Regions from separate parts of the Homo sapiens genome. Here region 2 is linked to region 1. Evidence: read pairs that join two places in POLR2A ChIA-PET (ENCODE). Cell type or tissue: OCI-LY7. All regions are shown on one strand. Links, peaks and the distances in the headings refer to the core of each region. The heading gives the core; the rest is flanking DNA. Region 1 has its middle 23 kb from the start of SLC39A10. Region 2 has its middle 44 kb from the start of LINC01825.

What was found. Peaks named below come from ENCODE experiments on the same cell type or tissue, not always from the same donor. Only the 100,000 strongest peaks of a DNase experiment are listed, where the experiment ranks them.
Region 2: POLR2A ChIA-PET joins it to region 1 with 5 read pairs; 2 of 35 experiments call an interaction of 5 or more read pairs at or near these places.

What each region holds. Positions count from the first base shown.
Region 1 is chr2:195,626,265-195,642,796 of GRCh38, forward strand. It overlaps a transcript of SLC39A10 not described here. Among named protein-coding and RNA genes, the nearest start is that of SLC39A10, 23 kb to the right of the region's middle. In OCI-LY7, for the core only: no CTCF peak of the experiment used is centred there; no DNase peak of the experiment used is centred there.
Region 2 is chr2:195,480,631-195,497,162 of GRCh38, forward strand. No RefSeq gene overlaps it. Among named protein-coding and RNA genes, the nearest start is that of LINC01825, 44 kb to the right of the region's middle. In OCI-LY7, for the core only: a CTCF peak has its summit at 8,164; a DNase peak (open chromatin) is centred at 6,561.

The sequences.
Region 1 (16,532 bases), core at 4,196-9,195:
CTCTGAGATCTTCTTATGTTTTGTGCACTTTATTATTCCCCTACAGATAGCAGTCTTATGACCAAAAACCCTAAAATGTGTCAGATTCCCCTTGTGATAAGGTCTTGCTCAGATTCAGATTGTCAGACCCTGACAGCAATGAATTCAATCCTGTCTTGATTGTCTGACTATATACTAGGGCTCCTTTCCAATTTCTTTTTCTCTTGATGGCTCTGTTCCTGAAGACTTGAGATGACAGTAACAAAATTTTAATTAGACATATAATGGAGAAAATAATACAAGTACTTTTTTTCAGGGTTGTAAGATAAGCATTACTAATCTATATATTATCTTAAAAAAAAACAAGACTTACATAATTATGTAGAAATGAAAGTAGAAGAGCTTCATTTAAATACCAAACCACCTATCTAGCTTTTAGGGAAGACCTCAGGCGTTTCTACTGCAGAGGGTAGGCTATAGTTAGAGTCAGCTGGAAAGTATTTGTGCAAGGTACAGATGAGGGTAAAAAGAATGCCAGGTAAAATATTATCAATGGGTAGTAATTTTCCCGAGCAAATTTCTCCAAAAGACATGATTTTTCTATATAGAGTTCCTCATCTGTATCCCAGGCTTACAGACTGGCTGGCAAGTTTTATTGCCAGGAAAATTGATAAATAGTTGTAGCCTGGAGATACGGTTTCTCTCCTTGCACATAAATGTCTTCCCATATCCCTTGGCTGTTTTTATCTCAAAGCATTAATCTGTATTTCTGGGGGAAAATATATTCATGATTATGCATCAGTATATTCTTAACAGCTCAAAGATTTGCCTTAAAATTGCATTTTAAAATATTACTTTTCTGAATTAAATGAAGAATTCACTATTACCTAGATCTGGAGTTTTGAACCAGAGATATGCAAGTTCTAATTTGCTATAATGACTCTAGAGAGTTTAGTCCTGAGCCATTTTTCAAAACATTTTGAAACAGTAGTTCTAGAAATCTGCATTAAACAAAACAAAATGACACCCCCACCCCGCGCCCAATGACTCACATCTACCTCAGTGATTAAAGCAAAATAGCTACAACTTCAATAATTGTCCATTCTTCCATTTTAAAATGGAATAAGCTATGAAGATGCCCATTTAAATTGTGCCAAATTTATGCCATTCTGTATACAGGAGGGCTGGCGATGTGATTCGAGCCACACCAGCTTCCCACCATTAGCAACACTCCCTAAAGGCAATTATTTTATCCAAATTAACATAACCCAGAAGACCTGAGTAGCTGAAAAATGAGGATGAGTGACTTCTGTTTCACTCTCCATGGAGCAACTATGTGAGGATGAGCAACTTCTAAGGATCTGCCAATTCTAACATGCCATATATGTTTCTTAATTTCTTTTTATTAACCCACAGCTAGACATTTTCTTGTATAATACAAAGTGAGACTGGGAAGGAATTGGAAACAAGACAGATAAGTCTGAGGGAAGGAAGATGTGCATTGTATACTGAATGGCCAGGAGCTGCATTGAGAATCTCTAAATACTGAGGGGCAGCAAAAAAGCACTGAAGAGGAAAAGAAATTCCAAAGATGGGAGAGGATGGCTATCTCATGCTTCTGGGACTGTCTACTGTGTGAACAATTTATTAAGTCCTTTGGGGAAGAGATCTCTCTTTAAAGAGACATTAAAATGCATTTTAGAAATATGGACCTCTGGTATAAGGAACATTTACAAAGATAACCGCTTTGCATTAGATCAGCAAAGTCAATGTCATTTCTACCATCTTTACTAATGCTACAATTAAAACATGTAAGTAACTACTTTAATGTTATAATTAAAGCATACATTGAAACAGTAAATATTTATGTACTATTCATCATCTGTAAGAAAACTGTGAGAAAGATTTAGATGTTCCCTCTACCCTGGGAGCTTATGAGATAACACTTGCAGGGTTGATGAATTGTCTGTACTTTGAACATATGAAATTCTCCAAAAACATTCATATATCACAGTTGCTCCATGGAGAGTGAAACAGTAAACTAAAATGCTTGAATCTTTTGCTACTTAATTTACTTTTCCCTTAGGAAAGTTTAAGATAAGTGAACTTTTAACATCTGGCTAACATCTTAAATTTTTACATATATTAATGATTGTTAAATTGCTTTATCACCTTAGCAGGCTCATCTTAGATCAACCAACAGCCACATCCACTTTAATTCATTACTGAATGCATATTTAGTATATATTATATGCCGGGCACTGTGCTAGGCACTGGGATACAGATGGAAACAAAAGGCCTCTGTCCTCATGAAACATACATTCTAGTGGAAAGACAAGTATAAAACAAATAATCGCAAGTAATTAATTGCAAATGTGATAAGCACTTTGAAGAAAAAGGATGAGGGTGAATGGGAAGGTGCTCAGGAAATTTCTTTCAACAAAAGTGAAAATTAAGCAGAGACCTGAAAATATGAGAAGTTAGTCTGGAAGAGATAGGGTGGACCAGTTCCTCCCATTTTCCAGGCGGAGATCTTGAATCTTCTTTACATTCTAACCCATTATTCTTAAGCAATGTTATCCAGTCCTACAGTTTCAAATGTAATCTAAAATGCTGACAATTCCAAAATGTATTATCTGATTCAGACTTCTCTTCAGAGCTTGACCTGCATAGTCCATTACCTACTTGGCATCTCCACTGATGTCTCTTGTGTATTAATATCTCAAACTTGAAATATCTCAATTATTAAGTCTTCATTCCTCATCACCACTTCCAAATCTGCCCCTCCTCCAAATTTCTCCTTGTTGGTAAAAGATACCTCCATCCACATAGTTGTTTGTGTCAGAAACTCAAGAGTTATCCTTGCCGGGCACGGTGGCTTACCCCTGTAATCCCAGCACTTTGGGAGGCCAAGGTGAGCGGATCACGAGGTCAGGAAATCGAGATCATCCTGGTTAACACGGTGAAACCCCATCTCTAAAAATACACACACACACACAAATTAGCCAGATGTGGTGGCGGGTGCCTGTAGTCCCAGCTACTCAGGAGGCTGAGGCAGGAGAATCGCTTGAACCCGAGAGGTAGAGGTTGCAGTGAGCCGAGATCACACCACTGCACTCCAGCCTGGACGACAGAGCGAGATTCCTTTCAAAAAAAAAAAAAAAAAAGAGTTATCCTTGACCTTCAACCCACCCCCACACACATCTTACACAGTTTATAGCCAGGTCCCATCAATTCTACCTCCAAAATATATATCTCAAGTCTGTCTCCTCTCTTTGACACTGCTTCTACACCAGCATATTTTGCTTGGATTACTGCAGTAGCACCAATAAACACAAACTCAATATTGTCTGAATACAACCACAGCTCTGGAGCCACAGACAGCATTCTGGAGGAGATTCTTTTATCTCAGTATATGTCATGGCAATTGCTTTGTTCTTACATTATACAAATGATTCAGCAAACTTTCTTTTCTGATGGCTAGTAAGGCTATCAATAACTTTCTTTTAAGACAATCTCGCTCTTGTCATCCAGGCTAAAGTAAAGTGGCGATTGTAGCTCAATGTAGCCTTGAACTCCTGGGATCAAGCAATCCTGCTTCAACCTCTCAAGTAGCTGGGACCACAGGTGCATGCCACCATGCCTGGCTATTTTTTATTTTTTTATTTTTTATAGAGATAGGGGATCTCACCATGTTGGCTAAGTTGGTCTCAAAGTCCTAGGCTCAAATGATCTGCCCACTTTGGCCTCCCAAAGTGCTGGGATTACAGGAATGAGCCACTACTGCACCCTTCCAAGGCTATCAGTAACTTAAAATTAATTTTTCCCTGTGGTACTATATAGAGAAAACTCATTTTATATGTGTGTGTGTGTGTGTGTGTGTGTGTGTGTATGGTTTGGGTTTTTTTTTTTTTTTTTTTAATAAACTGAGACAAGTTTAATAAACTGAGACAAACTCCTGGGCTTTTGACTGACTGCATTCAAGTTGGGGTTCCCACAACCCCCTCTTAGGATTCGATTACTTTACTGGATTGTCTCACAGAACTCAGTGTAGCATGTTTGTTGGTTTATTATAAAGGATACAGATGAAAAGATGTGTAGGGTGAGGGATGGTGGAAGGGATGCAGGGCTTCCATGCCCTCCCTGGGCACACTACCCTCCAAGAACCTCCAAGTATTCCGCTATTCGGAAGCTCTGTGAATCCTGTCCTCTTGGTTTTTCAGAGAAGCTTCAGGACATCAGCACTCCTTTGCCCATAGGGTGGGAGCCTTTCAGAGAAGGGTCTTAAGACCCTTAATCAGAAAGTCGGGGAAACATTAGAGTAGAAGAAGGGCAAGAGAAGGTCAGAGGCCTGCCAGAGAGGCCTAACACACCCAACAGTGTAACAAAAGACTGCAACAAGGGCAATGGTAGTTATGAACCGGGAACCATGGACGAAAACCATTATGTATCATAACACCACAGGCACCTAACCAAAAGGAAGAATTTGAGGAAGAAATTATTTTCACACGACTACTGGAAGAACTGAACTGGTTATTTCACTTGACATCTGAGTTTAAAATGTCAAGTCAAATATCCTACTAAAAAATTCAATCTCTAATTAAAACACCAAACATATTTTGGCCCCAAGCTGTACAGCTATTTAAAAAATATATCAGCATTTGGCCTGGTGCGGTGGCTCATGCCTGTAATCCCAGCACTTTGGGAGGCCGAGGCAGGTGGATCACTTGAGGTCAAGAGTTTGAGACCAGCCTGGCCAACAGGGTGAAATCCTGTCTTTACTAAAAATACAAAAATTAGCCAGGCACGGTGGCAGGCACCTGTAATTCCAGCTACTCAGGAGGCTGAGCAGGAGAATCTTGAACCCAGGGGGTGGAGGTTGCAATGAGCTGAGATCACGCCACTGCACTCCAGCCTGGGAGACAGAGTGAGACTCTGTCTTAAATATATCTATATATCTATATATATAGAGATATATATATCAGCTTTATGACATAGAGCTAGAGAGTTACAAATATAAAAATAAAAATAGAATATATATACAGCTAATTTTTATAACACCCTCAAAATACAGTATTACTTCAAAGTTTAAATAACTTGTACTTAAAAAAAAGAGAGATCAAATTGTTAAACGAAATTGTAACATAATTCATTTAACCATAATGTAGAGTTGTTGATAACCACCCATTTTTTCTGTTAGTGCTTAAAAATACTTAAACATGCTATTGAATGAAAATATATTAATCCTTGCTGGGTCTTTAAAGTGTTTCCAAAAAATATCCTTAAAAGCAATCTCAATTTGTGATCAAGAATATTGACCAGTATATAACATCTATGTTCATTTGCAACAGAGATGTGGGAAAAGTATTGGCATTTACGCAAGATCAGTTTTATTCCATTCTGAGGTAGAAAGCAATGCAAACTTTTATAGATATACTGATCATTATAAAAGACAAAGCAACTAGATTATATTTATGATGTAGGGTGAAAATTTTCAGTAAATGCACAACTACTACTATATGTACCATCACTTATTATCTTTATAGCACAATTGCTATAGCTGCTTCATCTTACCATGACTGTAACTCTTTGTGTAACATAATATTTATTGCTGAGGCTCTTTGTTCAGGGAGTTTATTTTATTATTAATTTATTTATTTATTGAGACAGGATCTTGCTCTGTCATCCAGGCTGGAGTGCAGTGGCATGATCATGGCTCACTGCTGCCTCAACCTCCTGGGCTCAAGCAATCCTCCCACCTCAGCCTTCTGAGTAGCTGGGACTACAGGCATGTGCCACCATGCCTGGCCAATTTCTTTTTTTAAATTTTGTAAAGATGGGGTCTCACTATGTTGCCCAGGCTGGTCTCAAACTCTTGGACTCAAGTGATCCTCCCACCTCGGCCTCCCAAAGATCTGGGATTATAAGCATGAGCCACCACACCCATCATCATGCCCAGCCTGTTTTGTTATTCTTATCAAAGCTTTTTCTGTGAAATTTGAGTGGTAATGTCAAATACAAAGGTCACCAGCTCTCATTCTACTTCCTTTTTTTTTTTTTTTTTTTTTTTTTTTGAGACAGAGTCTCCCTCTGTTGCCCAGGCTGGAGTGCTGTGGTGCCATCTCGGCTCACTGCAACCTCCTCGTCCCGGGTTCAAGTGATTCTCCTGCCTCAGCCTCCTAAGTAGCTGGGACTACAGGCGCTTGCCACCACGCCTGGTTAATTTTGTATTTTTAGTAGAGACAGGGTTTCACTATGTTGGCCAGGCTGGTCTCAAACTCCTCAAACTCCTGACCTAAGGTGATCCACCTGCCTTGGCCTCCCAAACTGCTGGGATTACAGGCATGAGCCACCACACCTGGCTCTACTTCCTTTTAAACAATTGTAGTACTTGATCTACTGATGTGAATTACGATTCATGGTTTCATCCATTTCTCTTAGAGTCTAGACCCATTTCTACCCATGAAGTTGGTCTCTTCATCTGGTGATGAAAAGATAGCACTTATTTATTTTGAAACCTCTAAAATAATTCTGATGTGGTAATTTCTACTCATTTCAGAGTTCCTTTAAATTAAAATATGCAATTCAATGATATTTAATGTTTGAGTTTAAAACATCTTTGTCATTCAGTTTTAGAATTATTATACATTGGAGGAGCTGAAAGTTGATTGATAGAGATTGTTATTTTCCTAAAACCATCCTTTATAACGGGGACTAGATTCTCCTTGTAGAGATAGGAACTTGGATCTTGCAAGGCACAATTAGCTGTGAACCATTTCTGCTTTTCTGTGTGCTTTTCACACAGAGGGGAAATGGATAAGAGAGCTAAAAAAAATAATTTTTTCTATCAACAAGACCAGTTTTTTCTCTTCTATTTCTCTGATGTAATCATTTTGTCTTCTGAATCTCACAGTGAAACAGGAAATTTTCTCTGACCCCTTCATGGGCAGGAACTAGAGTGTGGGCACTAGAACTAGTCAGCCATTTCAGTGGTAGCAGCAAACTCCACTCCACTCAACTCAAACCTGTTGCATTGCGCTCAACCCCTCGTGGGAGGGAGCACGCAGGTGAGCGGTTGCAGGAGGCTAGGCTAGTGTTTTCAGCACCGGCAGGAGCAAAACTCCATGTGGGACCCGAGGCAGCGTCTAAGAGGGAATACCGATGACCCCTGAAGCCCCAGAAGAGTGGTACAGTGAGGCTCTTTTAGTTTTTGCCATCTGCAGACAGGCTCAGTGGGCCCTCTGCCTTTTTGTGTGAGATAGTTGCTCTCTGCCAGTGAGGGCAGAGGGTCTAGTGTGACAGCCTGCTGTATCCCGAGCTCTTGTCCAGCATCCAGGAAAAATCAGGTCACAGGAAAGAACTGAAGGATAGTAAATGTGGGAGGTTTTATTGCCAATGGAAGTGCCTCTCAGCGGGAAGAGGAGCTGGAAAGGGGATAGAGCAGGACAGTATTCTTCCCCTGAAGTCCGGCCATCTTTGCTGGACTCCACTCTGAAGTCCCGCTGTCGAGCTGTCCCTCTGAAGTCAAACTACTTCTCTCCAACATTCAGCTGCTTCTTCTCCTCTTGATGTTTAGCTGCTTCTGGGGTCTTTATAGACACAGGGTGGGGTGGGGTGAGGCCATGGGTGGGAAAACAGAGATATCAGTTCTCGCTTTAGGCCATGGTCTCAGGCTTTTCGGCTTGAGGGTGGGGCTTCGCCAGGGACCCTGCCCTTTTCTGCCTAGAATTTCTCTGCCTCCTGTCCCTATCAACAGTGTGATATATAAAGGTTAAAGAAGAAATTCAGATTCAAAATCTTCAAACTCACATGCAGGTATCAAAAGATAGAGCAACTTTATTTTGAAAAGAACTCTGCTGTAACCTGAAAATTTACAAACACAAATATGTTTTACTTATCTTACTAAAGACCACATCCCCAGCTTTGGTGGTAGAACACTGGTTGTGTTAACACAGAATAACGAATACTTTTCTATTGATCTACGTAATCTGATTCCATTTCCTGACGCTGGATATATGCCAAGGGTTTTGCTCCTAAACACCTGGTTACTTTCTGATCCTGATTACTATATAACAGAGGAATAATGCTTCATAGTCCTTGAATTTTTAGTGTTATATTCTCATCCCCTTAAGTGTTCTCATTATGTTTTTATTAAAATTTAATTTTTTCTCTTTTATTTGATTTGCCTTCATATAAGCCACCTGTTTTAGTTGTTCAACTTGATGTGCCTCCTTCCAGCTACTGTGCCTTGTTAAATGACTTGTAATAATTTTATTTTGCTTGCTGATTTCAGGGAGTTTAGAATGTATCAAACTCTGGTAATCAGGATTTTGGGTCTTTTGAATATTGATGTATTGACAGAAATGTAAGAATATGTATGAGTAAAGATGCTTTCAACTGTAAGGAACAAAAAATCCTTCTAAAAGTCACTTGATAAGGAAAATTTTTATCTCATATAATAAGAATTCTAGCGATAGGACAGTTTCAGTGTTGAGTAATTCAGTGGTTCAACATTGACCTCAGGCCAGGTGTGGTGGCTCATGCCTGTAATCCCAGCACTTTGGGAGGCTGAGGTGGGTGGATCACTTGAAGTCAGGAGTTCAAGACCTGCCAGGCCAACATGGTGCAACCCTGTCTCTATTAAAAATACAAAAATTAGCCAGGCATGATGGTGGGTACCTGTAATCCTAGCTACTCGGGAGGCTAAGGCAGAAGGATTGGTTGAACCTGGGAGGTGGAAGTTGCAGTGAGCTGAGATCGCACCACTGCTACTCCAGCCTGGGCAATAGAGCAAGACTTTGTCTCCAAAAAAAACAAAACAAAACAAAAAACAAAACAAAACAAAAGAACACTGACATCAATTTGCCCAGATGTTTTTCATTTTTCCACTTTCCCAAATTCAGTGTGTTGAGTGTGTTGTTTGTCCTCTTGGGCAGGTTATTTCTAGGCTTCCCATATAGATGCCAAAGGCAGAAAAGGGAAATTTGTTTTCACTTCCACGTATCTTGTTAAAAGAAGAACCTTTCCTGGAGGCCCCTCTGGGTTATGGCCAGACTTGTGTCATGTATCTATTCCAGAACTAATTGGTAAGTAAAATGGAATATCAATTGGCTTAATTCAGCAGTGGTCCATGGAACCTGGGAGCCCTGAGATCCTTTCAGGGAGTTCACAAGGTTAAAATCATTTACCCTAATAATGCTAAGATATTATTTGCCTTTTTCACTGCATTGATGGTGCAGAAGCAGCAGTAGTGGATAGCACTGCCAGTAGTTTAGCACAAATCAAAGAAGTGGCACATACTAGAAGCCGTCTTCTTCACAGGCACCATATAAAGTTTCATGTTTTGATTGTTTGCTTGCTTTCCTGGCACATGCTAAAGTGCTTTAGTTATCTCAAGTCACAGTATCCCTTAAGTAATTGAATTGTGAGCTGAAATGATTGCTTTTTTTGTGGAACCCCCCCCACTTTTTTTTTTTTTTACTTGAAAGACTGACAAAGAAAATATGGTTATGTAGACTTGAATGTTTTGCAGACATTTTCTTGAAAATTAAAAATGTGAGCCTGCCATTTCAAGGAAAACAAAAGGCAGATAATGAAAGGATTTGTCTGAGATTGGTGTTGATATTAACAAAAGTGATTTTTTTACATGGTATGATGAAATGTATTTGAAAGATCTGCATAACTCAGTGAACCAGTATGATCAATGCATGATACAAAATCACAGATGGGTTAAAAGATCCATTCAAAATGCATACTAGGCCAAAAGATCTAAGGGGAACAGAGTACAAAATTTCACTTATAGGTTTTCTGATTTCACTTTGTAATTAACCTTCAGCAAACTACCACTTTTTTGAGTTTTAATGTAGTATTAAAGAAGAATATTCAAACTTATCTGAGATAGCTATTAAAATATTTCTTCCTCTTTCAACAACATATTTGTATGAGACTCAATATACATTTCAGCCAAGACAACAGACTAATGCAGAAGCAGATATGAGAATCCATGTCTTCTATTAGGCCAGGCTTCTTGACATTTTTTTCTTACTTTGAAAACTATAGTTATTTTTCTGTAAAATATTGTTATATCATATGTAATTGGTTTATTTCCACATGAAATAGTAAGTATTTAAATTTTTTTTATTTTTAGTTTCTAAAATGGTAATTATTGATAGATGTGACTCACATAAACAAATGCACTTTGTAGTCCTCAATAGTTTTAAATAATTGGCCTGGCGCAGTGGCTCACGCCTGTAATCCCAGCACTTTGGGAGGCTGAGGCGGGTGGATCACAAGGTCAGGAGGTCGAGACCATCCTGGCTAACACGGTGAAACCCAGTCTCTACTAAAAAAACAAAAAAAATTAGTTGGGCGTGGTGGCGGGTGCCTGTAGTCCCAGCTACTCAGGAGGCTGAGGCAGGAGAATGGCTTGAACCTGGGAGGCGGAGCTTGCAGTGAGCCTAGATCGCGCCACTGCACTCCAGCCTGGGCGACAGAGCAAGACTCTGTCTAAAGAAAAAAAATTAAAAAGTTTTAAATAATCCCAGCACTTTGGGAGGCCAAGGTGGGAGGATCGTTTGAGCCCAGGAGTTCAAGACCAGCCTAGGCAACATGGAGAAACCCCATCTCCATAAAAAATTAAAAAAAATATTTTTGAAGAGTATAAAAGGGCCCTGAAACCAGAAATTTGAGAACCATTTGGTTTAGACTAATAAAATATTTACCATTTGGGGCTTGGTTTTGGCCTCCCCTATGTACCTAATTCCCTCTAGTCTCAACTAAAAGCAGGATATTATTAACAAAGAAAAAGGGGAGGGAGTTGCTAATGGCTTGATGAGTCAGCAATGGTCTGCCACAGTTAAGGTGAATGAGAATTGTTCCAGTGGCATGTGGCAGTCAGCAAGCTGTAACCTCTTGGAAAATGTTGAGAAAAGATTATCATGTCTCAGGGACAGAGGCCTCACACTGCAATGCTCCTGGGCTGCCAAATTTTAGGGGAAAGCTTTCTCCATAAGCTGCATGTAGAAAGTGGACAGAGGCAGTTAGTTGGGGGATCAACTTGAGTCTCTGGCCTGCCTGTCAGAAACAAATGGCGGTCTTTGCCCCACATGAGAGGTATTTTGGTTCTTTCCCAGGGAACACAAAATATCTCATATATTTATCTCATACCAGGACTGTAGGGGTTCACTCAGCTTTACTGGGGCTCACTTCCAGGTTCTACAGTCAGCCAAGGCTGTTTTGAATGATGGATTAGTAATTATGCAAGAAAATGAATGCAGTGACAGTAAAGGGAGCAGGTAGAAATACAGTCAAACAATATTTGTATGAGATCAGAGAATAATGGTGGTCAAGAAAACAGTAATGGGTATATGTACAGCTCCTGTTGGAAGAATAGAGAAGTTATAATGCTCATTCTTAACCATAATTGAGGCACAACAGGAGCCAGAGGATTCAGGTTTTAAACAAGGGTTTCTTCTTTGGACATGTTGAGTTTAACATCCCTGAAGGTCTGCGTAGGTAGAAATGTCCACCAGGTAGTTGGAACTATGATTTGACCTTTAAAAAAGATTGAGCTTAGAGTCTCGGAAAGTGCAACATAAAGGCCATAGTCGAAGCTGCTGGAGTTGAGATTTCTTTCCCCATGTGAGATAATATGAAGTGATAAGACAAGTTAGTTAAAGTTAGGAACTTAGGAAATACCACTTAAGAGATGGGAAGAAGAACAATCCTGTATTGGAGACTAGAAAAGGTATTAGGAAGGAAGAGATCCTAGAGAAGATATTATCAAAGATGCTAAAGAAGAGAGCTCCCATAAGGAGATTGTTCTCAGTACAGTACAGGATGAAGACTGTGAAAAGTCAGTAAAATTTGCCAAGTAAGAGGTCAACAATAATTTTATTTATTTATTTTATCTACCAATTTTTTATAAATAAATAGAGACGGGACCTTGCTATGTTGTCCAGGCTGATCTCAAACTCCTGGACTCAAGCCATCCTCCTGCCTCAGCCTCCCAAAGTGCTAGGATTACAGGTATGAACTATTGTGCCCAGCCTCAAAAATAACTTTAAAAAATAAATAAGCTACTTTTTTAAACTTTTTTTTTAGTTTGTTTTTGTTTTGAGACAGTCTCACTCTGTCGCCCAGGCTGGAGTGCAGTGATGCAATCTGGGCTCACTGCAGCCTCCACCTCCCAGGTTCAAGCGATTCTCCTGCCTTAGCCTCCCGAGTAGCTGAGACTACAGGCACCTGCCACCACACTCGGCTAATTTTTGTATTTTTTTTTAGTAGAGATGGGGTTTCACCATGTTGGCCAGGCTGGTCTCGAACTCCTGACCTCAAGTGATCCACCCACCTCGGCCTCCCAAAGTGCTGGGATTACAGGCATGAGCCACCGCACCCAGCCTAAAACGGTTTTAAATTTACAGAAACATTGCAAAGATAGTACAGAGAGTTTCTATATACCCCCCATCCAGTTTGTCTTATTATTACCATTTTCTGTTCGTGTATTTGTTACAATTATGAACCAATATTGATATACGTTTATTAACTAAAGACTGTAGTTTATTCAGATTTTATTAGTTTTTATCAAAGGTCATTTTTCCATCCTAGAATCATATCTAAGTTACATTATATTTAGTCATTATGAGTCCCTAGTCTCCTCTTGCTTGTGACAGTTTCTCAAATTTTTCTTGTTTTTTGATGACCTTGGCAGTTTTTTTTTTTGTTTTTGTTTTTGAGACAGGGTCATGCTGGTGCCCCGGCTGGAGTGCAGTGGAACCATCGTAGCTCACTATGACCTCTAACTCCTGGGCTCAAGTGATCCTCCTGCCTCTGCCTCCTATGTAGCTGGGACTACAGGCACACACCACCATGCTTGGCGAATTTTCAGATTTGTAAAGATAAGTCTTGCTATGTTGCCCAGGCTGGTGGTGAACTTCTGGCTTCAAGCGATCCTCCCACCTTGGCCTCCCAAAGTGTTGGGATTACAAGCGTGAGCCACTGTATCTGACTGACCTTGACAGTTTAAGGAGGTACTGGTCAGGTATTTTGCAGAATGTCCCTGATGTTTTTCTCATGATCAGACTGGGGTTAAGAGTTTTGAGGAGGAAGACCACAGGGGTAAACTGCCATTTTCATCACATTGTATCAGAGCTATCTCCTAGCAACATGATTTATCATTGTTGATGTTGACCTTGATCTTTTGGCTGAGTTAGCATTTGTCAGGTTTTTCCACTTTAAAGTTACTCTTTTTCCCCATTTCTAGACTGTACTTTTTCAAAGGAAGTCACTATGGATAGCCCACATTTAATGAGTGGGAAGTTATGCTCTGAATTCTTATATTTATTTTATTTGATTTTTTTGAGATGGAGTTTCGCTTTGTCACCCAGGCTGGAGTGCAGTGACGCAATCTCTGCTAACTGCAACCTTCACCTCCTGGGTTCCAGCAATTCTCAACCTCCCGAGTAGCTGGGATTACAGGCGAGTGCCACCACACCCGGCTAATTTTTGCATTTTTAATACAGACGGGTTTCGCCATATTGCCCAAGCTGGTCTTGAACTCCTGACCACCTGGCTCAGCCTCCCAAAGCACTGGGATTACAGGCATAAGCCACAGTGCCCAACTGCTCTTAATACTTACAGATGGAAAATCCACATAAATTATTTGGAATTCTTCTGCAGGAGATATTTGTTCTCTGCCATTGTTAATTAATTAATTAGTTAATTTTTATCAGTGTAGAGTCATGGATATTTGTTTTATAGTTTGGATTATAATCCAAAACTGTTTATTTTGTTGCTCAAATTTCTCAGATTTGCCTTTTGGGAGCTGTTTCAATTGGCTCCTGTGACTCTTTCACATACCCTCATTCAATGATGACTCTTGGGAGAGCAATTTCACCAGAGTGGTAAACACAGCATAACAGTACGTTGAGAAGTAAATAAGTGTTGAAGAAGTGGAAGCACAAAGGCAGTTAAGTAGCACCTTAAATCAGGGTGAGGCTTAATATTTGTCTTTATAAGTCCTTAAGACATTTTAATCTCATAAAACACAGGTAGATGAAAGCCCTGCCTATGCCATGAAAAGCCCTGAAGCATTAAAAGAAAAAAAAAAAAAAAACCTTAAAAATCCCAGAGTGATCAAATTGGATGAACACCGAGGACACCACTAAAAATTTATATCTGATGAGGTTGAGCCAAAGAAAAAAGAAAATAGTTACTGTTTGTTCTTATGGCTTTAATATTTGGCATACACTAGTTTTTTTTTAAACAGGGAGTAATGTAAACGTTAATTATAATGTGAGTATGCCAGAATATTTGATGTACTTAAAGCTTCCCTATGAATGCCAACAGTGCAGGATTATAGAGAAAATGATTTGATTTTAGGTCTCATTTAAATTCCTGCAAAGACTTGATCTTCAGAAATGCTATAAAAATGTTTTCCAATGAATAGGTAATTTTTCTCACAGTGAATGTCTTCTAGCAGTAAAGCAATTTTAAAATATTTAGAACACAAAAGTTGTGTTCATTTTGTTCTCTGATCATTTCCTCAAATTAACTGATGAAGTTTTAAAATTTAACTGGGGGCAAAAAAAGCGAGAGAGAGTTGGGGTGTTGCTTGATAGGGTGTCGACAGGTTAAGGATAAAGAGAAAATATTAATTTATAACTCCTCCCACACACACTATTATCAGCAATGGTTCATGTGTTGGGTCCAGGGAAGCCATTTCCAGCAGCCATTCTAGTAGTATTCAGTCAGTACCCACTTTGCACCAAGCAATGTGCCAGATGCTGAAGATAGTACATTGAACAAGGAACAGTCCCTGCTCTCAAGGAATCGGTGAGTATAGGAGACATCCTGGTGCAGGGAGCGGGAGATAAGTGGGCCACAAATGTAGCACAGTGCAAACCTTGTGCTGTGGTGGAAGATACATGTGTAAGTGTATAGGAGGACACCTAACCCAGAGAGGGACAGGCAAGTTTATAGTGATTTATAAACTGAATCCTGAAGGACAAATAGGAAGTAATCAGAGGGTGCAAGGGGAAGGGGTGCCGAGGAGATGAGGCACTTTAAGCAAGGAAAAGCATGACAGCTGAGGAAGTAACAAGTCTTTCAGTATGGCTGGATTGTAGAGTTTTAGAGTTGCATTGTTCAATAACAGTGTAATGTGAACCACATGCAATTTAAAAATTTTTAGTAGTCACATTAAGAAAGTAAAATGAGTCAACAGAAATTTTAATAATATTCTTATTTAGCCCAATGTACTTAAAATGTTAGCATGTAATCAATATGAAAAATTATTAATGGGACTTTTTATATTCTTTGTACTAAGTTTTAGAAATCCAACGTATGTTTTATACTTATATCACATGTCAATTTAGACTAGCCAGATTTCATGTGCTCAATAGCTACATGTGACTAGTGTCTACCACATTAGATAGTATAGTTCTTTTTTTTTTTTTTTTTTGAGTTGGAGTCTCGCTCTGGGAGTCTTGCCCAGGCTGGAGTGCAGTGGTGCAATCTCTGCTCACTGCAACCTCCGCCTCCCAGGTTCAAGTGATTCTCCTGTCTCAGCCTCCCAAGTAGCTGAGATTACAGACGTGCACCACCACACCTGGCTAATGTTTTTATTTTTAGTAGAGACGGGTTTTCACCATGTTGACCAGCCTGGTTTTGAACTCCTGACCTCAGATGGTCCACCCACCTTGGCCTCCCAAAGTGCTGGGATTACAAGTGTGAGCCACTGTGCCTGGCCTGATAGTATAGTTCTAGTGTGAAGTCACGAGCAATTAATCTGCAGAGATAATATGGGAGCAGATTAGGGCAGATATTGTTTGTCAGCGAAATTGTTTAACCCGAGGGTTATGGGAAGCTGTGAAAGGTCTATGCATGGGAGGACCTGATCAAATTAGTGATGACTCTAACTTTCACGGTGGAGAATGGATTATAGGTGGACTTGATCAGAAGCCAACTAGGCCATAGATGATAATAACCTTAACCAGCGGAGTAACTTGGGTGTGGTGAGAAGTAGAATATGGACACAAGGCATCTGTAAGAATTGTAAGGAATCTGTAACAGAATTGTAAGAGAATTGTAACTGTAAGAGAATCTGTAAGGATTGGAAGTGTGTTGAGAAGACAGGAATGCCCCCTCACTTCTGCTTTCTCCCTCAAACCCCTGAGGAACACAGCAGAACCATTTTAAGGATTGGGGGAAACAAGAGGAAGAATGGCAGGATTGAGAAACAATGTGTTCTGCTTGGGACATTTTAAATTATCCAAGCGTAACATTTGCATGTGAAACAGAGAAGTCCATGTCACCAGTATACAGACAGTAACCAAAGCCCTGGGATTGGATAAAATTACCCAGGATGAGTAGATTAAACAGTATTTCTCATACCTGAATTAAAAACAAAAAGTACCTGGGAGCTGATTTAAAATGCAGATTTTTGGCTTTATCCCCAAGTTACTGGTTCAGTAGCTGTTGGGAGAGGGCTAGAAATTGCGTTTTTAATAAGAGCCCCTAGGAACTGATGCAAGTGGTGCTTAAAACACTCCTTT
Region 2 (16,532 bases), core at 4,642-9,641, 150 kb before region 1:
AGAAAAAAACTCAGCAGCAAGCCCCTTATTGCCTAGATTCACCAAAAAAAAAAAAGTACATACAGAAATTACCCTTTCTCCCTCTCCTGCCCTATGTGAAAACTGACTTGTGCTCTTCCCCTTAAGCATCTCTTTGCCTCTCGTTATAGGTTGAAGTCCTAACCCCCAACATCTCAGAATGTGGCTTTATTTGAAGAGAGGATTACCTTTGCAGAGGTAATCAAGTTAAAATGAGGTCAATATAGTGAGTCCTAATCCAGTATGGTTGATGTCCTCATGAAAAGGAGAAATTTGAAGACAGACACACCAAAGGAGAATGCCATGTGGAGACACAGGGAGAAGTTGGCAATCTACAAGCCAACGAGAATAGCCTGGAACAAATTCTTCCATCACACCCCTCAGAAGGAATCAACCCTGACTGCACCTCCATTGCAGAGTTGTAGCCTCCAGAACTGTGAGACAATACATTTCTGTTGTTTAAGACGCTAAGTTTACGGAGTAAATTTCTGCTTGTTACAGCAGCCCCAGGAAACTATTACACTCCACCTCAGCATTTTCCTCCAGGCATCCCTCAACCCTGTTCTTCCAACATTTCCCAAGAAAGAAAGAAAAAAATATTACTTCACATATGTATATTATAAATCTTGCCATTTCATTTGCCTTCTTTTAACATCAGTGGGTAATCTTACCTCACAAAGTTAGATGTAATATGGAAAAACCTCTACAATTTTCAAACCCATAATAATCAAGTTCTATAATCACCAAAAAAGAAAAGTACAAAAGAAAACCAATGGTGAGAACTCTTATAAAGCAAGTACAAAGACAAAATTGGCTATGCACTATCATTAACAGAAGCTATCACGGCTCCTTTGTAATCTTAAGCAGCTATTCCATGATCTTTTCTCTCGCAATGATGAACCGAACTTTTGATAAAATATTTGATCTCCTTTTAGCCAAAACTCTTCTTTATAAGCCCATTTAATATTCCAGAAGGATTTTCTTTCGTTTGAAGAAATATAAGTTTGACATTCTAAAGGCATTTGTATTTTAAAGCCTACAAAAAGATTTTTGGAGAGTACCTGGTGAAGTACCGACTTGCCCCTGTGGCTCAAAAGTTCAATTATTATAGACATTTCACTCAGAACAGCATTTCTGTCTTTTAACCTTCATCTAAATAAATGTTCATTTTTATAAAAATGTTCATTTTTCTTTCACTATGATAGAGCTCAAGCCCTTGCAATATGTTTTAAAAGTTGTAGGAGATATACAATTATACTTTTTTCCTTTATTCATGGTTCTAAACAGTTGTCTACATCCCAAAATAAGATAAAACTTTGTTTCCTGCAGATCCAAGTTTCCCAAAAAGATATCAGTAAGAATAGATTGCAATTCTCTCAGAATGAGCATGTATCAGGCAAACATATCTCTTTTATTGTGTTTTTCTGCTGAAACACAAGAAATAGATACCCTAATTTTGGAAAGCTCACTCCTATAAAGACATTTCTAAACTGTGAGAAAATTAGCTCAACAATGAGGAATGAAACTCTCTTCCAAAAACATTTACACAATTTGCAAAGAGATGGCTAAAGCACATCTTAACGGGCAGATTGTGTTTGTTGTAGGTGGAAAGAGCTACAGAAAAGTGATTGAACATGACAAGACTCAGCTTTTAAAACCTGACTTCATTTGGCATCTAATAAAAAGAATCATGCTTACTTAATTCATGGCATTTTTCCCATATGAGAAACAGTAAAATTCAAATGAAGCAAAAAGAATAAAGTTGACAAAGATACAGTTTGAAAATGTGGCTGAAAACAAACCAAAGGTAAAATGACCTTGACTACCGTAATAGTCAGGGTTCTTTGTACCTAACAGAAACTGACTCTACCTAACTTAAGCAGAAAGAGAATTTACAGGAAGAATATGGTGGAGCTCAAAGAATAAAATAGCCAGAAAGGACAGGAGCAGAATATCTCTAGCAATCTAGGTAGCAAGAACTAATGGGCATTCTGCCTGGACACTATCATTGGGTAAATCCACTTTAACTGCTTTTCCATCTAAATTAAGTCTAGGAAAAATCTGATTAGCCTACCTTGGTTACTCACCTAGAAGAGTTGAGAACCCTTTGACCAAGGTTGCTTGTAATGTGAGAAAGAGAAATTGAGAAGTGTTTAAGAGGAGAAGGAGAAATGGATGTTGGGTTGCATAAGTAAGTAAATAAATAAATAAATAAATAAATAAATAAACATCCTCTTTAAGTAAGCTCATATCACAGTATAATACATACTCTACGTATTTTTGGAGAGAAAGTTTTTAAAACTTGCATTTCACTTAGCAATGACTTTATATAAAAGGCCTGGTGAACTTTTTAAAATGTTTATTAAAACTACAATTAACCTAAGTAAAAGTTTTTGACACACTAAAAAACAGTTACTGACCGGGCGCAGTGGCTCATGCCTGGCCTGTAATCCTAGCACTTTGGGAGGCAGAGGCAAAAGGAACACTTGAGCTCAGGAGTTCAAGACCAACCTGGGCAACATGGTGAGACCTCATCTCTATTTAAAATTAAATAAAAAACTAAAAACAAGAAAAAAAAACAGTGACCTGCAGATTCTCCTATATTTGCAAGTTAGCATGAATATTTTAAGTAGCTCCTGAATGTACTTTTGAACTTTTATAATCTAAAGAAACAGATATTTGTGCACTTTAAGAATAAAAGTTCAAAACTTACATTTTGAAATCATGCCTTGACATTGTCTCACCTTACACTGTATTACAATACAGGCTCTAGGACCGTGGACTGTTTTCTATGAAAATATGTTCAGGACTCTTGGATGTGTGATCCCAAGAAGGATTTAAAGCTGTAATCTGGGCTGAGCACAGTGAATTATGCCTGTAATCCCAGCTCTTTTTGAGGCCAAGGCGGGAGGATCACTTGAGCCCAGGAGTCCAAAATCAGCCTGGGCAAAATAGTGGGACCCCTATCCTACCAAAATAATAATAATAATGATACTTCAACTGTGCAGACATTTCTTATAAAAATTCATTCTCAATTTTGCCTATTTTAGCTAAACTTTTGCAAATACTACCTGATCAGAAAGTCTACATCTAATTTATGATTTTGAGCTTGGAAATTAGGCAGCATGAATTAGGCAGAAAAAATAAATTTGAAAAATTGTACAGCTCAGATTCTGAGGTTGATTTAGGAACTACTATTCAAGCCACAAGATAAAGATTTTGCAGTTAATTACTAAAACATTTAATACTTCTGGGCATGAATAAAAGTATAAAAATGTAGTACTGATCTAATATTTTCAAAAACATACTAAAGGCACCATTCAATGGAGCAGACATTTAACAATAATCTTCTGCCAAATTCTGGGGCTGGAAAGATGAATAAGACATAGGTGCTCCCCCCCTTCCAGTCACTCAAAATTTAGAAGCCTTGTAATATATAATTGTAATTTTATATGGGAAGCAATAAAAGAATTACGTACATGATGCTGAAATAGTATATAGAAGGAACGGCTTCTTAGGAGATGGATGTTTGATTGACTTTGAAAGATGAAAAGGTAATCAGAGTGGAAAAGACTTGCCAACCAAGAAAACAAATAATAAAGGCCTTGAAATAGTAGGAAACATGGAGAGATATAGGAAAGGCAATAAATGTGCTATTGCTAGAGCATGACTTTGAAGTGACTACAGAACTAGTAGCTAGACTCAGGGCCATATCAAAAATGCTTTTTATGCTATAATAAGGAATTTTAACTTAATCTTACAGGTCAGCATTTCCTAAGCTATCTACCCTAAGAACAAAAAGCTCCTTTGAAGAATTTCTATAAATGTTCATGCTCAACCCAATAAGCCTGAGAAATACTGCATACTAAAATTCTACGTAGTAGACATTACAGGTGAGGGCCAACATCTATTTCACCACCTTTTCAATAAAGTTTCATTGCAGCTTGAGGAACTGATTCCATCTGCAGAGAAGGGCCCTGATGAGTCTAAGCAAATACAATATGTCTCCCTTGCCCAAGATTGATTAAGGAACTGTGACCTAGGCCAATCAGCACAGGACATTCTCCTGGTGACAGTTACTGGTCCAGAGTTGGACCTAAACTATTACAGTTGACCCTGAAACAACATGGAAGTTAGAAGCATCAACCCTACACACAGACAGAAATCTGCATAGTACTTTTGTCTTCCCAAAAACATAACTGCTAACAGTCTACTGCTGACCAGAAGCCTTGCCAATAATACTAAGAAACTGTTATTTTTAAAAATCATAGAGAAGAAAAAATACATCTACTACACATTAAGTGTAAGTGGATCATCATAAAGCTCTTCGTCCTCATCATCTTCATGTTGAGTAGGCTGATGGGAAAATAGAAAGGGAAGGGATCTGTCTTGCTGTCTCAGAGGTGGCAGACTGGGGAGGAAATTCAAGTATAAATGAATTCAAGCAGTTCGAACCTGTGTTGTTCAAGGGTCAATTGTACATCAGACTGAACAGAAGTACTATTGTTCCATGATTGTAGAAAAACACTCTCTTTCTCTCCCAGAAGGCTTAAGTGAGAATAAATACAGCTTAAATGCTATAGGAAATGGGCAATGATCCTATGACTACAAGAACCAACCTCAGGATGATATAAGGGTGGATGGCAGAGCAAAAGGTGAAAGAACCAGTCTTTGATGCCATCATTGAATTGCTGGATCTAAAGAGAAGAATAAGACCTCATTTATGATGTCAACAGGGTCATTCATTCTTACAGGGAAGAAGGCACATATACAGTAATTTCAAAACACTTTAAAAAGTACTATAGTAGGCCAGGCAAAGTGTCCCACACATGTAATCCCAGCACTTTAGGGGCCAAGGTAAGAGGATCACTTGAGCCCAGGAGTTCAAGATCAGCCTGGGCAACATAGTAAGATCCCATCTCTACAAAAATAAAAATTAATTAGCAGGGTGTGGTGGCATGCCTGTAGTCCTAGCTACTTGGGAGGCTAAGGTGGGAGGATCACGTGGCTGGGAGGTCAAGGCTGCAGTGAGCCGTGATCACAACACTATACTCTAACCTGGGCGACAGACCAAAATTGTGTCTCAAAAAGAAATTAAAAAATAAAAATAAAATAAATGAAAAGTACTATAGTAAATTTTAGTACAGAAATGAAAAAACAAAGAAGAAGAGACTGACTCTCCTCTTTGTTTTTTGGCTCTCCTCTTCTTTCTAGTCAAGGCCAGAAAAAGCTTTACATGCGTTTCACCTAAATCTTGAGTAATGTACAGGAGTCCACAGTCTACAAGTTCAATTTGTTTTCATACACTGATATATTTAGCATTTTATATTATAGCCAAGTGGTCATAAAATTATGAAAAGTAAAATCATTTTTAAATGGAGGTGCTGACAAGTTGCATATGAATTTAAAATGCATTAAACATAGTTTATGATTTAGTCTCATTATACATAGTAGGATTGAAAAGGGAGTTTTTTAGATCTAACAGTCTAAGAAGACATAAAACACCTAGAATAAAATAAAGATTTGGAACTACTCATGCATATTTTTTTCTGCATTTTAAACAACATACTGTCATTGTAAAAATCATGTGATTTTATCTCCTATTTTTTCAGTTTTGCATTTATATTTTATTTTACAGATACCATTCTATACAGTGGAATTTCACTATTTGCCTGAGTTTAATGCCATTTCTCAAATACCAATAGCCAATCATGATACAATTTAAATTGCTTGAAAAGGATTTTGTGATGGGCAATATAAAAGGCCATGGGGATCCTTTGAATATGTAGTCGAACTTTTTAGTTCTCATTAATACAATAAGCCTTGTAATCACTGTTCAGCGAACTATACCTTTAATGTTGAGTTATCTTCCCATAAGTAAAATGTCAATTGTGCCATAAATGCCATTTGACTTGGGTTTTGTTTCTGCTTAAAAAAAGGGTATACAAATTATAATTGATGATATCATTTATTGCCTGAAAACACCAAACCTAGCAAGCTTTGTTTCCCCACCTAATGATTTAAGTGTGCTCTTACCCAGAAACATTCTGAAGAGTTTCTCACCACATAATAAAACAAAGTGTTATATTATCCTTATGACTTGTCAAAACCGAGGAATCGGAAAGAGACAGCCTGAAAAGGAAAACCACATCAAAGTTGTTTTACTTCCAGGAAAATGATTTGATCATTTAAAAATTTTAAAACTATTTTTCATATTTAATTGAATTTTTTAACCTAAGTTGTTGGAGATTGAAACATTCTCATCTATTTTATCTTAGCAAAATGAAGATAAATGTAAAAATGCCATGTGCATTCTTTATTTAAAATGACTCTTCTTTGTGGAATAGAGGCTTTAGACATAAAGTTCTTCATCTGTAGCAATATTTTGACTATCTTTATGCTGGAATCTTTATCCTGACAGTTGTGCAGCTGTACAGGTTTGCAGCTTTCTGAGCTAAACTCAAGAGGCTCTGAGTCCATGCCAGCTGTCTTTCAATTTCACATCAACTCTCTTGGTGCTTTGTCAGTTTAAAGCTTTTGCAAAGTTTGCAGGGCCTGAATTCATTAGATAAGGGAAATGAGTCATCTAAATCTTACCCAACCTCAACTGCCATAGACACTCACTATTGTAAATTTCCTTCAAGATTGAATTGGAAAATAGACCCCATGGGTTTTTGTCAGTGTTGGTATTTGATGATACCCTTGTAACAGCAGCTGCTGAAGCTGTGTGTACCTCAATAAATTCTATTTTAAATTCCCTTTCCTTCATATTTTATATATAAAATTGGAAGGCAACGGCTGCAATAATAAGGGCAAAAAGGTCATTTAAAGTTCAGTTCACCAGGCACATGATAGGCAACTCATCACAAAGGCACTTTTTAAAAATAATTATGGTTATTAGAAACAAAATCCATCTTGTTTTTAAAGAATTCTGCAGCATCTTAAAACAGGTAAGAAACAGATTGTCAGGGATAGTTAAGTTGGAACACAAAGCTTCAACAAACACAAGGATTTGACAATTCCTCTGGGAGTGAGGAGCAGCCTTATTATCACAAGCCATCACATTGATCTGTATTTTGGTACAGGAGGATCTTAGATCTGCAGAGACCCAGCCCTTACCACATGTTATTAGAAATATTTAAGTGCATGCCTGTATTTTAAACTGAAAGGGGGAAAAAAAACAATACTACATGGAACAGAAAAAAAGTATCGATAACATTCTGTAAGACTATAAATAAATGAGTGCTTCATCCCACAAAGATTAAAATCTGTATAAATTTTGCCTTCTGGAAGTACTTTCCAAGACATTGAGGAAAGAAAACATGAAGTATCAAAACAGGAGAAATGACAGAGAAATAGAAATCGCCTGCAGTAGAATTTCAGGTTATGTTAACCAAATGACATTTATTGCCCATTGCTTTTCTACAACTAAGTCATTACAGCACAGTGTGACCTAAAGCATGGTCTTCAGAATTAGAAAGAGCCACTTAGAATGTATATGATCTTGGGGAGTCTATTCTTACTTTCTGAGCCTTAGTTGCCTTGTTTGCAAAATGGGGATACTATCCAATTCATGATGCCATGAAAAATACTGCATGTCAAGTATCTGGCATATAGTTTATGAGCAAAAAAATGCTAACTATTAATTTTTAATGGCCCTGTAATCCCAGCACTTTGGGAGGCAGAGGCAGGTGGATTACAAGAGGTCAGGAATTCGAGACCAGCCTGGCCAACATGGTGAAACTCAGTCTCTACTAAAAATACAAATATTAGCCTGGCGTGGTGGCAGCACCTGTAGTCCCAGCTACTCGGTAGACTGAGGTAGAAGAATCACTTGAACCCGGAAGGCGGAGGTTGCTATGAGCCAAGATCGCACCACTGCAGTCCAGCCTGGGTGACAGAGTGAGACTCCATATCAAAAAAAAAAAAAAAAAAAAAAAATTAATGGATGCCATAGTGTAAAAACTTTGTAACTGTATTGTTGCTGTCTCAATTTATAACCCAGAGTAATTATTAAACCTATTCCTGGGAAATTTGGGGAAACTAGAGTGTCTATTGAAGTTCTCTTTGTGTATACCACTCATTGCCCTCTTGTGATGGGGAAGGAAAATACATGTAATGAAGAATTTAAGACATCTAACCAGTCAACTAGATACTTACTAGAGAGGCCCACAAGCTCTAATAATGCTGTCCAATAGTGCTTTCTCCAATGATGGAAATGTTCCATATCTGCACCATCAAATATGATAATGACTACATACTTGTGACTACTGAGCATGTGAAATGTGACTAGTGCCAACTGAGTAAACAAATTTTTATTTTATTTCAAATAATTCAAACATAAATAGCCATATGTGGCTAACACTGTCATATTGTGTAGCACATCTCTGATTGACACTTTCATTAGAACTTCTTAGGGAACATAAGAGAAAAGTAGATCTGAGTGAATAAAAATTCAGTAAAGATATCAAAAGGCCTGTTCCCTTAATGCAATCCCTGGATCTTTAGAAACATGTTACTTACTGAGCTGTGATGCATCAAAACTTCTAATGGAATCAGCAGGGGCTTTGCCAAGTAATATGAGAGAAGTGATGAGCTACTCAGATAGTTCTGCCAAAGTGCGGTGGAGAGCTCTGCCCAAGTGTGGTGGAGAGCTCTGCCCAAATATGGCAGAGACAACTGTCAGCTGCTTGATAAGATGAAAAATAGCAGGACTCTTTAGAACTGCCATTGTCATAAGCTTTCCAAAGAGGTATCCCTGAAAGAACCCAATGCCGACAGGAGCCACCTCCAGCAGAATCAATGCTTGACAATAAACAAGGAGTCATTGTTAGGGTTGGTTTGCAAAGACACAGTCACATCTTGGAAATCCTCGTCTCCTCTACTTTCAGTTGGACGTTATCCTTGTAGAAAAAGGATATGTGACCTAACATATGTTAGGATGTAAACTAACATATTCATAGGTTCTAGACACTAGGACAGCTTTAAGGGGCCATTATTCTGCCTAACCCTCACATACACACACAGTCCTACTGTAACAAGCAGACAGGATGATGTTTTGAGTCCCCAGGGAACAATGTCAGCTTAGACCCTATTTCCAACAATTAACAAAATATTTGAGTACTCCCCTTTCCAAAATATATGATTATCCAAGTAAATGGTCATAGGTCCCTTTGAGTAAGGAATGATGAAAGTGTTACTCCTTATATGTGCTATATTGCAGGATACTTCTTCCTAAGAATTTGACCTCCTTTCAGTCAATGGGTTCTGGATCTAAGAACTGGCTCAGGTCTGTCAACTGAACAAAAGATTATGACATTAAATTGCAGTGGCTGCTCTTAGCTTCCTAATCATTAATACTTGATTTCTTTTGGTTGTATAGATTGTAAAATACCATTGTTGACTACCCATCTGTTTTGCCCTTGGGAACATCATACTCTATCTCCACAGCTCACTCTGGGTCAGACATGCTTGGCTTCCACTCTGACCTTTGATTGTTACAACAATTGTATTCACCTTGCTTCTGATAGTTAAGTGCACGACCTGACTTCCGTTATTTCAGGATTATTTCATGCTCTTTACTCTTCATGATCCCACTTCTATAATATCTTCTACTGTCAGCCCTGGCCTACAGAGGAGTGCCACCACTGAACTCAAAACAAAGCTAGCCATTCTGATTACTGCAGTTCACATCACTATGGCTAATAGTTTCTTTTTTTTTTTCTTCCAGCAAGTTAAAGATGTCACCCCATTGGGTTTTTTTTGTTTTGCATATTTTCTAGATAAGAATTGTGATTTATTGTATTTGTTCTTCCCTATGTAATTTGTCTTTTTTTCTTTGACTGTTTTCAAGACTTCCTCTTTGTCAGACTACTTCCAGCAGATTGAATATGATATGCCTAGAGATGCGTGTGTGTGTGTGTGTGTGCGTGCATGTGTGATTTTAATCATGCTTGGTATTCTTTGGTTTTGGTGTTTAATTGAATCTTTGCTTTAGTGTCTGTCATTAATTTTAGAAAATTATCAACTGTTGTGTGGTTGTTGTGGTGGTGGTTGTTGTTATAAGGGTGGAAGCATGCTCTTTTCAAGTTTTTGTTTTGTTATGTTTTGTTTTCGACAGGGTCTCACCCTGTCGCCCAGGCTGAGTACGGTGGCATGATCACAGCTCACTGCAGTCTCAACCTCTGGGGCTCAGATGATCCTCCCACCTCAGCCTTCTGGGTATCTGGGACTACAGTCACGTGCCACCACACCAGGCTAATTTTTGTGTTTTTAGTAGGGACGAGGTCTCACTATGCTGCCCAGGCTGGTCTTGAAGTCCTGGGCTCAAGCAATCCGCCCACCTCAACATCCCAAAGTGCTAGGATTACAGGTGTGAGCCACCACACCTGGCCCTTTTCAGCTTTTTATATGCTAAGCAGAATCCAAAATCCCCTTAGTACTTTGACAAGTAAATTCTGTCCACTCCACAGAACATAGTCAGCTGGTGGGTGGTCTAGCCTTACATAGTATATCCATTCTAAAATTCTCTGAGCTTTCTGATTGTTTTTTCTGTGGAAGTTATGGCATTTTTACTTTTTTGCAATGTGGACCATAACATTTTCCAAGTTTCTAAGCTCCAACGCAGAATGCTATTTCACCATCTCTTAAGGTCTTTTCAGTGTTAAACCCTGTATCATGATACAGTGATCTCCTATCAGTAAACTCTCCCTTATTCAACTTTCTCTTTTGAATCAGCACCCTTAGAATCCAGTCCCGTATAGACTCTTCAGTCCCTGCTAGTGTATGTTTGCTAGGTCCTGCAACTCCTTCCATCCCTTTGCTTGCTTACCAGGCTCAGCACTTCCCCAGACATTTCATGTTGTAATTTGACCCCTTGCTATTTGTCAGGAAATATAGGAAGGAAGGTAAGGGTATATTCTGGAGGGGATGGGGGGGTTGGTGTAGACACTTTTTTTGCAAGGAAGAAACCTCTCTCTACATTGTCTATAAGCAACCACACCTCTCTACAATGTCTAAAAGAAGGAGAAAGTCAAAGGTTTAGGAAAACATAAGAATTTTAGATTTTCAAGTGTATTGACCCAGATGTTCCTGTCAGTAATCGCACTCCTTTACAAACAGGGCTGTGGATTCTGTAAATGGACCTACCATGATTGAAAATTCAACTTTCTTTGGAGCTCTGACACAACTATAATTAAGCCCTGAGTTTAATCTTCAGCCTCTTCTGACCTCTGGCAGTAAATTAGAGTTTATGCTTCCAAAGAGGCCCTCTGGTTTTACCCTTCACCTTATAATGGTAAAAAATCATCCTTCCCTTTTTATTCTTTTCCTGTAATGCATTGATCCACCCCAGGGAGAGCCATCTCATTCAATAGTCTATAAATTATGATTTCACCTGAACCTCTCAAACACCTGACCTGTCATACCTGCCAGTGTTTTTCTTTTCAGCAGTATTCGATTACTTTTTATCACTCATGAAAGTTTTAAAAATTACAATGAAAATTCATGCCAGGCTCTATTAGTGCTCCAACTACCAACAGTGATGGTAAACCAATTCTTAAGTCTCATTTTAGAATCTGCTTCCTAGGACCCATGTTATTACTATATTATGGGCAGAATTTGCTGAAGGTTGGTCATTATTGGATTATTCCAACTTGCATCGTTGCTAAAAATATATAATTTATTGAACGTCACTAAGTGCTAGAGATGATGGTAAATGCTTTGCATATATCAGCTCTTTAATTCTTTCAAGAATACAAGACAATTAATATTATTTTAGCTAAAGCTTAGAGAAATTAAGTCCTTTGTCCAAGTCCTCACTGTTTGTAAATAACAGCTTCTGGGGTGATCTGTCCTCAAAATTAACGCCCCCCAAATACTGTGCCAGAGGGCCTTGTTAGAATAAAATAAACTACATGATACTATTAAGTTTCTGTAATCTAAAATCTTTGTATTCTGAAAATATATTATTACTTTTACTGATGCTCAAGCCTTGATGTCTTTCTGCCCAGGCACATACCTGGGATAGATTCCAAGATGCACTAAAATATCATCCAGATATAAGATAAGTTCTGTTTAAAAAAAAAAATACTTAATGTATTTAATAGTACTAGGAAAAGAGGATGGATGGATTAAGAACATCAAAAAAGTTTTTAGAATCCACTCATTAAAAACCATAATTGAGGAGGGAAAGAAAGAAGGGACCACACAAACACTCAGCCCAGGTGGTTAACTTTATCTCTGTCTCCGCAGCCCAGGAAAAAGTAGTCAAACCAAGTCAACAAGAATGCATTTCTCATGATGAAATATGTTGTTACAGACTCTGTAACATTTGGCTCTATTTTTCAGGAGAGCTAGCAAAAATTTTAGCCAACCACTATACAGGTAAAAAATAAGCAAAAGAAGATAAAAATACATGCTGCAAGTACTTCCAAACAACAAAACAGCTGAAAAAGTCAAGTAAAATTGATTTTTATTCAAATTGGGTTTACCCCTGTAAGGAGACTGTTGTCTCCTCTATTACAGACTGCATAGACATGCAAGCCAATGGTTTTAATTAGATTGGTGTGGTACACAGGCTGACTTCCGTATCAGATCAGTCAGCTGATACCTGGTCCAGCCCAGTTATTACAAAATAGGTAGGCAGATATTATAGATTTCCTGAACAGGTCAAAAATTTCTTCTGCCCCTATAAATGCTCCTCTGGGAAATTAAGTAAAGCAGTTACTTTCATGTGGGAACAACATGTGTGTTCTCTTTCAGTATCAGAAGCCTTTATGAGAGGTGAAGCCAGCTGGACTTCCTGGGTTGAGTGGGAACTTGGAGAACTTTTCTGTCTGGCTAGATGATTGTAAATACACCCATCAGCACTCTGTAAAAACGCACTAATCACCGCTCTGTGTCTAGCTAAAGGATTGTAAATGCACCTATCAACACTCTGTAAAAACGCTCCAATCAGCGCTCTGTGTCTAGCTAAAGGATTGTAAACACACCAATCAGCACTCTGTAAAACTGACGAATCAGCTCTCTGTAAAATGGATCAATCAGCAGGATGTGGGCAGGGGCAAATAAGGGAATAAAAGCTGGTCACTCCAGCCAGCAGTGGCAACCCGCTGGGGTCCCCTTCCATGCTGTGGAAGCTTTGTTATTTCGCACTTCACAATAAATCTTGCTGCTGCTCACTCTTTGGGCCCGCACTACCTTTATGAGCTGTAACACTCACCACGAGGGTCTGCGTCTTCATTCCTGAAGTCAGCAAGACCATGAACCCACCGAGAAGAATAAAGAACTCCGGGTGTGCCACCTTTAAGAGCTGTAACACTCACTGCGAAGGTCTGTGGCTTCACTCCTGAAGTCAGCAAGACCATGAACCCACCGGAAGGAAGAAACTCCAGACACATCTGAACATCTGAAGGAACAAACTCCGGACACACCATCTTTAAGAACTGTAACACTCACTGTGAGGGTCTGCAGCTTCATTCTTGAAGTCAGTGAGACCAAGAACCCGTCGGAAGGAATAAATTCCGGACACATTTAGACTGAATATCAGTATTTCTCCACTACCTTTAGGCTACTTCAATCCAACTTCATGGGATTTTTTTTTTTAATTAATGAAATTTGACAGTCAAGAGTCACTTTTTACTGACAGAAAAAGAGAAGTTAGAGAGGGAAGAGTGATTTCTGTGCTTGTGGATACAGACATTCTACAGTCTGGCTGAAGCTTATTTTCTTCACTTATTTTTCCTTCACTAGTCATTTTCTCCTTTCAAATAATTACAAAAACAAACAAGTCATTCAGTTCCAGCTCAACTCAAATTTTTATGTAATAAAAAAGATGGAATTATATGTTGAAGTCTCCTCACTGGTCTTGAAAAAGCAAACAGGATCTCTCTAGGAAATTTAGCCGTCAGCTTTACATTTTTATAGCTGCAAAGATACTGGTATAATCTCTTTGGTATTATCCAAGTAAGAACCATCGAGCTGAGTAATCTACAAGATTTAATTAAAAACATATTATGTCCCACTGGGACTTTTTTCCACATCACAGAGGTAAGCCTTGTAGAATGCAGAGCATTTAGTAAAATTTTGGTTCAATGTTAACATCACAGTCTGTGAACCATTTTGCAAGATTTGGTCCAGACAACAATGATAATAAAGAAGACCTTCCATTTGTAATTTAACAAAGTACAAGAAATAATTACCACTAAATTGTTGTCTCAAATAAAGTACATATAAATACTGTTCAATATATTTATTATTACATGCATAGTGCTTCAGGAACAACACTTACACGAACTTAACATCTTAACATCTGAGACACTATATAAAATTGCTAAAAATCATTGAACACTGGCGAATGTATGTCCACCCACACACACCCCCAACAGAATGATGTTCAATATTGAACAAGTGTCATATTATACAATACCATTTACCCATACTAGTTGAGAGAAGCAGAGATCATTCAAAAGAGACTAGCCAAAGCCTTTATACTTAATTGTAAGGTTACTGTAAGAATTTTCCCCATAGAACTACTTTTCTTGAAATATTCTATTTAGTTTCGAAGAGGAAAATTTTTCAGACATTAATTTGATTTCACCTGTATTTCTAGTCATTCATATAACTTTCTCTCTCAAAAAAAAAACCCTTAATTTTTTTATGTCAATGTTGTTCAGTAGGTGTTATTAATCCTTAATGTGTTAATGATCTTCCTTAGGATAATGTTCCCAACTCTTCATAAGAAGAAGAGTCAGTTCTCCAATTACCAAAATTAATTCTTAGTATGCAACACATTCTTAAGTCAGTTGATTTGAACTTGGAAATAATGTCCCCAGAGGAACAATCTTGTAAGTGGTGGTTTTGATCCCAGCCCAGATTATACAACCAACAGAACGAAATTCACCACAGCATCCTTCCACCATGTGTGTGGTGCTTTTTAGTAGTTAAGCACATCCATTCCTCCAGGTAGGGGATAGAAACGCAGTTGTCCCAGCTCCACAGTGAGAGCAGATAATTTCTGCTCTGGTCACAGTAGCTCAGAGTGGGGATCCAAGGATGTCCAGGGGCAGGCTGCTCTCCTGGGAGCTGTCCCCATGAAGGAGCTCCTTGCTGGGAGCAGAGGGAGCCTCAACCAAAGGCTTCCCAGCTGCTTCTGCTCTGCTCCCCTTAAAGAAGGCTCTCCAAGCAGCAGCCCAGGAGAGTCTTTACAATGAAAACTAGATCTTGTGGCTTTTCATATCAAAACTCTCCAAGGTTTCCCATCACACTTTGAAAAAAAATTCTAAGTCCTTACCCAGACCTGCATGATCTGGCCCCTGGCTGCTTCTCTGGTCCATTCCCAGCCAGTCTACCCCACCTCCCCACCCCACTCACTCTGCTCCAGCCACTTTGGCCTCCCTGTAATTTTTCAAACATTTCAAGCATGTGCCTACTTCAAATCCTCTGCCCCTGCTGATTTCTCTATCTGGAAAGCCCTCCTCTAAGAGGAGACATGGCTGGCTTCCTCACTTAATCTCCATCTCTGCTCTAATGCAACCTTCTTAGAGGAAGAGGTCTTCTCTGGTGGCTACAAAATAGCACTCCAGACACAATCAATTGCCCCACTTCATTTTTTATCACAGCACTTAATAGTCTCAGACTCATATTATATATTTGCTTATCTTCCTTAGGATAGTGTAAGCCCCATTAGGGCAAAAAAATTTTTTTACCACTTTATTTTCTTAAACAGTGCATTCCTCATAGTACACGTTTCACTATATGTGTCAAATAGATGAATGAGCAGTTTGGCTTTAAAAAAAATAAGAAAAAGAAAATGTTCACAAATCACAAGGCTAAAGTTAAAATTGGCTTCTATCACCTCAAAATTTACCAGCCAATCCCAGAGAATGGCGGTTGGCAATACAATAATTAAATATTTCTCTGAACAAAGAAAAGTCTGGAAAAATAACCAGTGATTTTTTAAATGAGTGTATGGTAACTTTCGTCTTATCACTTTGTGCCCTGATTGTAACCAGAAATGCAAAATGCTGTCTAAAACCGTACTCTCCCTACTCCTATATATTTTCCAAATTGTGCATATCTATATAGTCTTCCAAAGCTCTTGGCTCAAATGGCAATTACTTAAAGCTACTGGAATTCCCAGATGCAGCATCTTCACCTTCATCACACTGCAGCCTTTAAGGCTTAGAGAGACACATTATACTCAACAGGAGTGAGGACTGCTAATGGTGGAATGACAGAATGTTAAACCTGAGACACCTAAGAAACTATTTAATCAGCCGCCTAAATTTATATGTAAACAGATCAAGACCCAAAAACAAGAAGCCACTGATGAACATTTACTATTTTATTAAACACTTTCATAAAAAGGTTTTGTTTATAAGGGATTATTTACCATTTTCCCTGTTTTTGTTGATTTACAAGGGTCTTAGTTTCATGCTGCTATAACAGAGTATCACAGACTGAGTAATTTATAAGGAAGAGAAATTTATTTCTCACAGTTCTGGAGGTAGGGA